Regions from separate parts of the Homo sapiens genome. Here regions 1 and 2 are each linked to region 3. Evidence: chromatin contacts called from ENCODE Hi-C or POLR2A ChIA-PET data. All regions are on one chromosome and are shown on one strand. Each heading gives the region's core, a stretch centred on a gene start or an enhancer-like site at or near the end of the contact. The rest is flanking DNA. Distances are from core to core; before and after follow the strand shown. Region 1 has its middle 27 kb from the start of CD44-DT. Region 2 overlaps CD44 (CD44 molecule (IN blood group)). Region 3 overlaps PDHX (pyruvate dehydrogenase complex component X).

Region 1 (2,700 bases), core at 61-2,560, 130 kb before region 3:
TCCCTCCAGTCCAGTCCTCATTATTTCTTCTGTACATTAGCATTTGGGCAATAATTGAGTGTTAAGTGTTGGGGCAGGCTCTGTCTTGCTTTTTCGTCTAATTGATCCACTTGAGAATGTCTCGCCTGTGCTACAAGCTCCTGTGTGGCTGGGAGGGCGGGGAGGTGGTACTAAGGACACAACATGCATGGCAGAGGGTTAAGAGCTTGAGCTGTGAGGTCGAAATCCCTCTATCTTGTCCTACTGTGGGATCTTGAGCAAGTTACTTAACCTTTCTTAGCCTCTGTTTTCTCATGGGCAAAGTGGAGACAGCGCCTACCTTGTAGGGTTGTGGTGAAGACTTAGTGAGCAAATACGCAAAGTATGCAAAAAGCCATACTAGTGCTTGGCAACTATCAAATACTCAACAAAAATGTGCTATTAGGATTTCTGTCCCTCTCTACAGGTACCTCACCTTAAGGTACCTCAGGAATGTGATAAAAGCTTTCTCTACATGCTCCTGTAGTGTTCTGCACCAGGGCGCATCCTGGATTCACCCAATATGTACTGAGGGTTTACTAAGTGCCAAGGCACTGTGAGAATGCAAGGATCTCACAGTCAAAAGGAGGGAGGTGAAAGACAGAAACAGATGTGTCCACTGGAACCAGGGGTTAAGTGCTCTGAGACCTGTGGGATGTGGGAAGGGATCTTCCAGCTCTGGAGAGGATGTGGTGGTGGAGTGGGCAGGGAGCAGGGAAGATCTGCCAAGGGAGATAAACTTGAACTGACTCCTGAGTCATATGCAGGCCTTGGAGGCAGGTAGGAGCAGAAACAGTGGCGGAAAGGCATGACACAGCACACCCCATTCACACAGCCCCCTCCATGAGCCTCCATGAGGCCCCGCCTTGGTGCCCAAGCTTAGTGCCCCAGTGCCAGCCCATGGGGGAAGGATGAATGCTCCTTTTGGCATCTAACATGAAGGCTATTGCTGCCCAGGACTGGGCTGGAGGAGGGAAACTCTGTGAATGCCACAGCTGGGAGGGAATGAAGGGAAAGGGAAAGTGCCAGGGACAAGGCCAGGGCCTCTCCTTCCTAAAGTAGTTCAGAGCAACTCCACCCTGAACCAAGCCAATGTGCTACTGGCAGTCAAGAAGGCCCCACAGGAATCAAGAGCAAGGAGGGACCATAATAAGGCCAACCTTCCCAATCCTGCTGCAGAGGGAAAGGAGCCAGCTAGGCCTGACTGGGAGAAGAGATTATTTCAGGGAGGTGCTGCCTTAGCAGATGAATGATGGAATTCCTTCCTGATTGCGGGGAAAACCACCACCACTTCCTCTTGCAAGAATATGATGAGAACAGAGCAGTGGCTACTAATCAGGCCTCCTGGTTCAGAATATGTTCAGTTGCTGTAATGCCTGGGACCACAGCACCTTCTCTTCCAGTTCTTTCTCTCACCAGAGTGAGGCTTGGGGTAGGGGTTGGGGAGCAGAAAGGATTCTGGAGAGGAGAAAGCACTGAAGTGGGAAGCAAATCCTATTCCAGTCTTGACCAGTAGTGTGAACTACACAAGTTTCAACTCTCTCTGGGCTTCCAGTTCCTTATCTGTATAATGAGACACTTACTTTCCCTACTGTTGGCTTGGAGGAATGAATATGATATGAAAAAAATATCAAAATGTCTTAACTGAGAATGGTTGGTTAGTTATCTTCACTAAATGTGACTTCTCTGGAGGTGGGGGCTGCTTTGTCGGGGTCACTGTTGCATGCCAGTGCAGAGCATGCCTTCCTAGCATGTTTGGAGGTGATTCTGCGTGAAACGGCAGGGGTGGGAGGAAGTCATCTTCAGGTTTCATCAAGTCCCCCTTCCCTGTTCCAGCCTTGTGATCACCTACAAGGCCAGAGTGAGACTTGGTCCAGAGTGGCAAAAGGGACCCCAGCGGACAAAAGCAAGGTGCCTAGGAACTCAGTGCTCACTTCTTCCTTCTGTTCTGACCCATGAGGCAAAGAATTATAATTGCTTCTGCAGTAGCCATTTTGCCTTCCTGATTAACAGAAATCCAGTTTTGTCTGAGTTGTCAAAGTTTAGAGCCAAAAGCTTTATTTCTCAGCACCCTTGGATCCAGAGCAGCCATGGGACACAGGTGTAGCCAAAGAAATAAAACATTAGGTTGAGATTCTGGAAAACCTCTGACAGGTTCATCTAGTGTTTTGCCATTTGTTCTTCCTCTTGTTCCTGCCTGGAATGTAGAATTGATTCCTGGAACTTTAGGAGCCATCTTGCCACTATGAGGACAAGAACCATATGCTAAGGATGACCGAGCAAAGGCCCTGATGGCATTTTTGAGCTGCCATATAAGCATGGATCACCTACTTCTGGAAGCATATAATCTCTCATTGTTAAGGTCACTATTTTGTGGGGGACATTCAGGGGGTAGGGGGTGAGTAGAGTTTACTATTATAGACAAGCACAATTATAACCAGTATATCATTTCTTCCAAAGATTGGGTCAGTGCCTTTCTCACCTCTACCCCCACATCAAAGGACTTACCACACAGCATTTTAAGAGCCAGTTACTTGTAGGTACTCCCCACCAACTGCAAGCTCAGCCCATGGGGGACTATACATTCTGCATGATTGCTGTTGCATGCCCCAGAGCACCACAGTTTCTGGAAAACATTAGCTGCTCTGTGCTTTTCTTGAATCCATAAATGAAAGAACACTT
Region 2 (2,700 bases), core at 97-2,596, 220 kb before region 3:
CAAAGTGTCGAAATCAGATAAAACTTCCTCAGGTATCCATCTATCATTTCTGTCACTTTTTATTCTAATTCAATATGTGTTTCTACCAAAAACTAGAGTTGCCAAAGTTAGAGAAATTCCAGACTTTTCTCAAATTAGAGAAAATATCATCAGTAACATTTTGCAATTTAAAATCTCTCATTCGACTCTCAAGTTTGACTTGAGTCCAGCATGTTTTCTTATTGAAATGGAATGGCAAAAACCATCAGGATAAATATCTAATTTAAGCCAGCTGAGATTTTAAAAAGCCACTTTAAATTATATATCCCTTTGAAAATCTACGTTATGTCCTCCTTCCTCAAAAAAGTGATGCTACATATACACACTCAAAATTTTGCATATTATTTCAGATAGTTCTAGAATGCCTTATGGTCTACCATTGAACCTACTGAAGGTCCATGAACCCTAGGTTAAAAACTTTGACTCTATCTATATAAAATGCCAACAGCTGGCACAGTATGTTCTGTCCTCTAAATCAAGCTTGTCCAACCCGTAGCCTGTGGGCCACCTGTGATGCAGGATGGCTTTGAATGTGGCCCAACAAAAATTCATAAACTTTCTTAAAACATTATAAGCTTTTTTTGTTGTTGTTATCCCATCAGCTATGGCTAGTGTTAGTGTATTTTATGTGTGGCCCAGGACAATTCTTCTTCCAATGTGGCCCAGGGAAGCCAAAAGACTGGACACCCCTGCTGCAAAGGACACATTAGTTCAGAACAGAGAGTAGAGAAATAGGAGCCAATTTTACCCATGAAGCCTCCAGACAAACCTGAGCATCCCCGGGAAAATCCACAGACACCACATTCTCACCTCAGAAACTTTATTAAAGATGCATAATTCCCACCACCCTCACCCAATAGTACAACAGGAAAAAATAGTACCAGAGGAAACAAACCTACAAGAACAAGATAGAAATAGGCGTTATTTTTGTCTTCCTGAAAGGAGTGGTATGAGGGGGAAAAATGGAAAAAGCTACTGCCTAGCCAGCAGAATTTCTAATTTTCCCCACCCAAATAGGCCATACCAGATCTGAAAAAAAAAAAAAAAAAAAAGAAAGAATTCCTTTGACACCCAGAAGACAAGGAAATACAGTGTTCCAAGGCAGGAGTCTGCTTCCTGAATTAGTTTAGGTTTCTTGATCCCAGAGAGTTCCAGGTCACCAATAGGAAGAGGCTGATGACACTCAAGATAAACAGCCTGCTGGAAGCCTAAAGCTACCCAGATGGTTATTCTTACTAGCTGTCCCTATTGCCACCCACTACAGGCCCTTCAGGAAGGAATGAGCCAGCCGAGCCAAAGACCGCTTCTTCTGTGCTCTCAGCCAGCACTCCTCTTGACCCCTGCCCTCCTGCAATGCATGAGGGAGGCTTTGCAATCACTCCCTGTCACTCTGTCCCAGCTCTCAGTCCAACAGTGATAAGGTTTTGCAAATCTCCTCACTGGACTTTAGAAATACGATTCTACTCAGGAACCTAACAGTGCTGACTTTTCCTGGCATGCCATTATGCTACGTTCAAGTTTCCACCAGGTTGTTTGCCTTGGTATGTTTCTTTGCATGAAGTGATCCACTTGGAGCTGCTACTGGTCCCATTGGGTCCTATAGTACTTCAGTGACTCTCAGGTTAGCCCTGGACTCATTTGGTAGACTCATTAGTCTCTTTCTTTTTTAGCTGCTGAAGGAAACTTAACTAATTTATCTGGGAGGAGAAAGGCACAATTCATTTCTCAGCTCAAATCCTGAACTATGTTTTAGTTAAATCTCATAAACACTCCTTTTCCCTGATTTCTAAACCAATAATATGTAGTCTCCATGAAGGTAAGTCCAACTCTGAATTCCTAGCATCCTAGAGCAGTGTCTGGCATACAGAAGACCTCAGATATTGATTGAATGAATAAATATCTCAGTAATCCTTGCCTCTCTTCAATATTACTTCCTAACTATGTTTATCCTTCGATCCCAAGCATTCTAATAGGCCTGGTACGTAGTAGGTTCTCAAAATACGTTTGCTGACTAACTTAGGAAGGGAAGATACAGTTCTTAAGAGATATTCTATAGGGGTTAATGAAATGTGTGTTTTTAAAACACACATGAAATACTATTTTATATAGGCTATTAGTGGTTTGAATGTTAACTACATATAGTCCCAAGTTATGTTTTATCAGGATTTTCTTCTTTGGTGGGAAGTGGTACTTTAGGGTAGACCTATTCTCCTTCCTGCTGAGACCACTAATTATTGTGTTCGCTAACATCCGACAAAATTGCCTACCATAATGATAAGCACCTTCGACATGGTTACTTTAAAAAGACAGGGAACCCAAGAAGCAGTGAGTAGCTAGCAGCACGGCCCGCTTGGTTTGCAGAAGCCTCTCTCAAGAAGGGTTGCCCACGGGACTACCAACAATAAGCCGATGCAAACTCAAGAGGGCCAATAACCCAAGAAAGTATGGGCAGCTTGAAAACTCTGCTTTTTAAAAAGCTTCAAAGAATGTGCAGGGAGTGATGGGAACCCCAAGCCTATTTGTATCATGCCCTCAGCCAGAGACTGACAGAAATTTAAAACACTATTGCGCAAGTGACCTTAAATGAAATCACAGTACTGTGGGGGTTTCCCTGGCTTCTGGGTGACAAGGAATAGAGAAGGGCCCTGTCTTGAGTATTCA
Region 3 (2,700 bases), core at 76-2,575:
GTCCCCTTATCCTTTCTTTTTCTCCTCAGCACTTTCACCATCTGACATATAATAGTGTTTGTCTCCTCCAACTAGAATGTAAGCCCCAGGGACAGCAGAAATCAAGTAAGCTTTTGTTTACTGCTCTATCTCTAATGCCTAGAATAAATGGTTTTCATCCTGCTCTAATTCATTGTGAGCCCTTTTGATTTACAGTTTCTTCATTTGTAAAATGAGGGAGATCAAACGATAGGATATTTTTAGCAAGACAATTATAAAATTTTTGTGATTTAAAAATAAGAGTTCTATTTGTCATTGTAAAAATTCCACGACATGAAACTACTTAAGAAGACAAAATCATTTGAAGTCTGCTACTTACTTTAAGGGTAACAGCTGCTGCCTTGATGATAAAATCATTTACTGATACTTTAATGTCATCTGAAAGAAAAATAAGGTTAGTAAAATTAGTATTCCTAATATAACTTTAACATTGACCATTACAACTTCAAACTTGTAAATTATGGAATGTACTGACAAACAATGATAAAAAATTACAAGCTTTTGTTTGCTTAGTCAATAAGGTTCCCATGATTAGAAAAACTTGCATTATATGAGGTCCTGGATCAATAATATTAACCATGAATGTAAGTTTACTTCTGGGCCTTGGTTATCAATTTTTTAAATTGCTTAGATATCATACACAAGAACCTGAAGGACCCATTACAAGCATAATCAGAAAAAAAGAACTAACTCCTATGTCTCGAAAAAGACAAATGATCTCTCTGTGGTGTGTGCAGTCAGGAAGTTTACAAGATGATTCATTTTCTTCCTCGTTCTTTTCAAATACCCTTATTCTCTGTATGCTTTATAACATACTGATTATACTAGAACAGTGATACATGTAGGTACTTTATATATAAACAGTTATATATACACATATGGGAAAGTGTTCGAAAATTTCTTTTTACTAATGGGGTGTAGGTGAAAAAAAATTTAACTGCTTTTTAACTTAACAAAACAGGATATAACAAAAGCCAAAGATGAAGCAATGCTGGCATAGGTCCTAGTGTGATTAATAAAATGAGGTTCTCCATCCATAGTTTTATGGTGAATGCATTTGAATCAATTTCTTTCCAGTATACATAATGATTTTAAGATAAAGCTGGGGTCCTCCCACTTCCTACGAGCTGATCATAACTAAAGTATTTGTTTATGTCTTTGCATTTGCCACTGGGTATAACAGTGTTAGAAAATGTAAACAACACTTGATTCTTTCTTGCAAGAGCTTATAGAAAAAGACTCTAAGATCTAGATCTAGTCAGTGGTATGTGGCAAAAAACCTATCCTATTACTAAAGTATCACGGAATTTTAGGTGAATAACAGCTCATTCCAAAGGCATCCTGGAGACTACAGAAAGGGATTAGATGAATTACCATAAACCTAAATACTGTCAAACTGTCACGATAACTGTCAGCTGCAAAGTATCAAAGCTCCTCTAATTCAGAATTCCAGAAATATATAAACATTTTTGCTTAAAACCCCTTTAGGAATAGAAATATAAATGGACTTACAGTGCTTACAAGCTTTTAATGATAACCACATAGAAAGATTTGGTTTGTACAAATTCAAATGTAACAGTTCATGAACTTACTCTGCTTACCTTTCATGGCTCTCTCAGCTTTCTCTTCACTTTATCTACTTACCCACAGGTATTCACAGTGAAGACTTCTAAAACCATCTGCCAGCTAATGACCCCCAAACCTACCACCTAAGTCCACAGTCCTCACTTAAAATTCTGTATTCAGCATACTCCCACATTTAGGAACATTCTTGAGTTGAATGAAATATATTCTTTTACTGGCTCCTATGTCACTATACTCTCCTGGTTTTCTTCCACTTTCTGCCCACTCACTCATTTTTATTCCTTTCCTCTCAATGTTGGCATCTCCCCAGGCTAGAAGTTCCAGTTCCAATTCCAAGGTTTTGATACCATTTATATAATGATGACTCTTCCAAATTCTACCTCTAATTCTGAGATACTGAGGCTTCAGACTTGTATATCCAACTTCTCACATGAAATTTCTACTTGCATCGCTTACAAGCATCTCAAATCTAACATGTGTAAAGTAGGTTTCTCTTTGAATTCCTTTATTTTTAACTCTTTATAATGGAGATTTTCCAAACATATTGAAAGGAGATGCTGTTACATTTACTGAGTAGAAAACAGTTTGTAAGGTAATATCAAACATTCTCATTTACACATTGTCAAGACAGAAAAGCAAAGTGTGAAGCATGCATACAGAATGTTATGTATTGTAACTTTATATGAGAAAGAGGAGTGAAGATAGATAATGTGGGGTGTAAAGATTTTTAAGAAAATTCCTAATTACCAAGGTGTACCAAAACTGGACCATGCAAAGATAATAAACTAATCCATATCTCCTCTGAAATATTACTGTTTTCTGCCTTATTAGAGTAAGAAAACAGGAAAGTGATTCCCATATTAACCTCTATATCATGACTAAGCAAGTATGATCTGAGAACTACAGGAGTGTTTCCAGGGTTCATTTTTTAGAAACTTCTCACTTTCTTTAAAATAGCTTTCCATTTAGTTCCTTGAACTTTTAAAAGCTCTCAAGTTGTCTTTATATGAAATCTTGAAACTCTGTATATAAACTGATAAAAGTCCTGCTTTCACCTGGGATGTAGAAAGTTGCAAA

What was found. A loop is a pair of places that touch in the nucleus more often than their neighbours do. ChIA-PET counts read pairs that join two places held with the same protein, here RNA polymerase II (POLR2A).
Region 1: POLR2A ChIA-PET joins it to region 3 with 19 read pairs in PC-9. The contact joins two enhancer-like sites. POLR2A ChIA-PET finds 5 or more read pairs at or near these places in 4 of 52 experiments (AG04450, PC-9, T-cell and 1 more).
Region 2: a loop to region 3 is called in a map of IMR-90, with 2.0 times the contacts of the local background. The contact joins two enhancer-like sites. A Hi-C loop is called at or near these places in 1 of 168 maps with a recorded cell type or tissue (IMR-90). POLR2A ChIA-PET finds 5 or more read pairs at or near these places in 4 of 52 experiments (AG04450, BJ, H1 and 1 more).

The regions. Positions count from the first base shown.
Region 1 is chr11:35,109,846-35,112,545 of GRCh38, reverse strand. No RefSeq gene overlaps it. Among named protein-coding and RNA genes, the nearest start is that of CD44-DT, 27 kb to the left of the region's middle. Within about 2 kb of position 1,310, at least 7 of the 41 ENCODE cell types and tissues checked have a DNase peak (open chromatin) inside an H3K27ac peak, as active enhancers do; they include PC-9, where a contact is called at or near this core.
Region 2 is chr11:35,191,182-35,193,881 of GRCh38, reverse strand. The region is part of intron 5 of CD44 (CD44 molecule (IN blood group)); the gene reads right to left. Among named protein-coding and RNA genes, the nearest start is that of CD44-AS1, 22 kb to the left of the region's middle. Within about 2 kb of position 1,346, at least 13 of the 41 ENCODE cell types and tissues checked have a DNase peak (open chromatin) inside an H3K27ac peak, as active enhancers do.
Region 3 is chr11:34,975,841-34,978,540 of GRCh38, reverse strand. PDHX (pyruvate dehydrogenase complex component X) reads right to left here. Exons shown (of 11, transcript NM_003477.3): 8 at 359-417. Among named protein-coding and RNA genes, the nearest start is that of MIR1343, 35 kb to the right of the region's middle. Within about 2 kb of position 1,325, at least 8 of the 41 ENCODE cell types and tissues checked have a DNase peak (open chromatin) inside an H3K27ac peak, as active enhancers do; they include PC-9, where a contact is called at or near this core.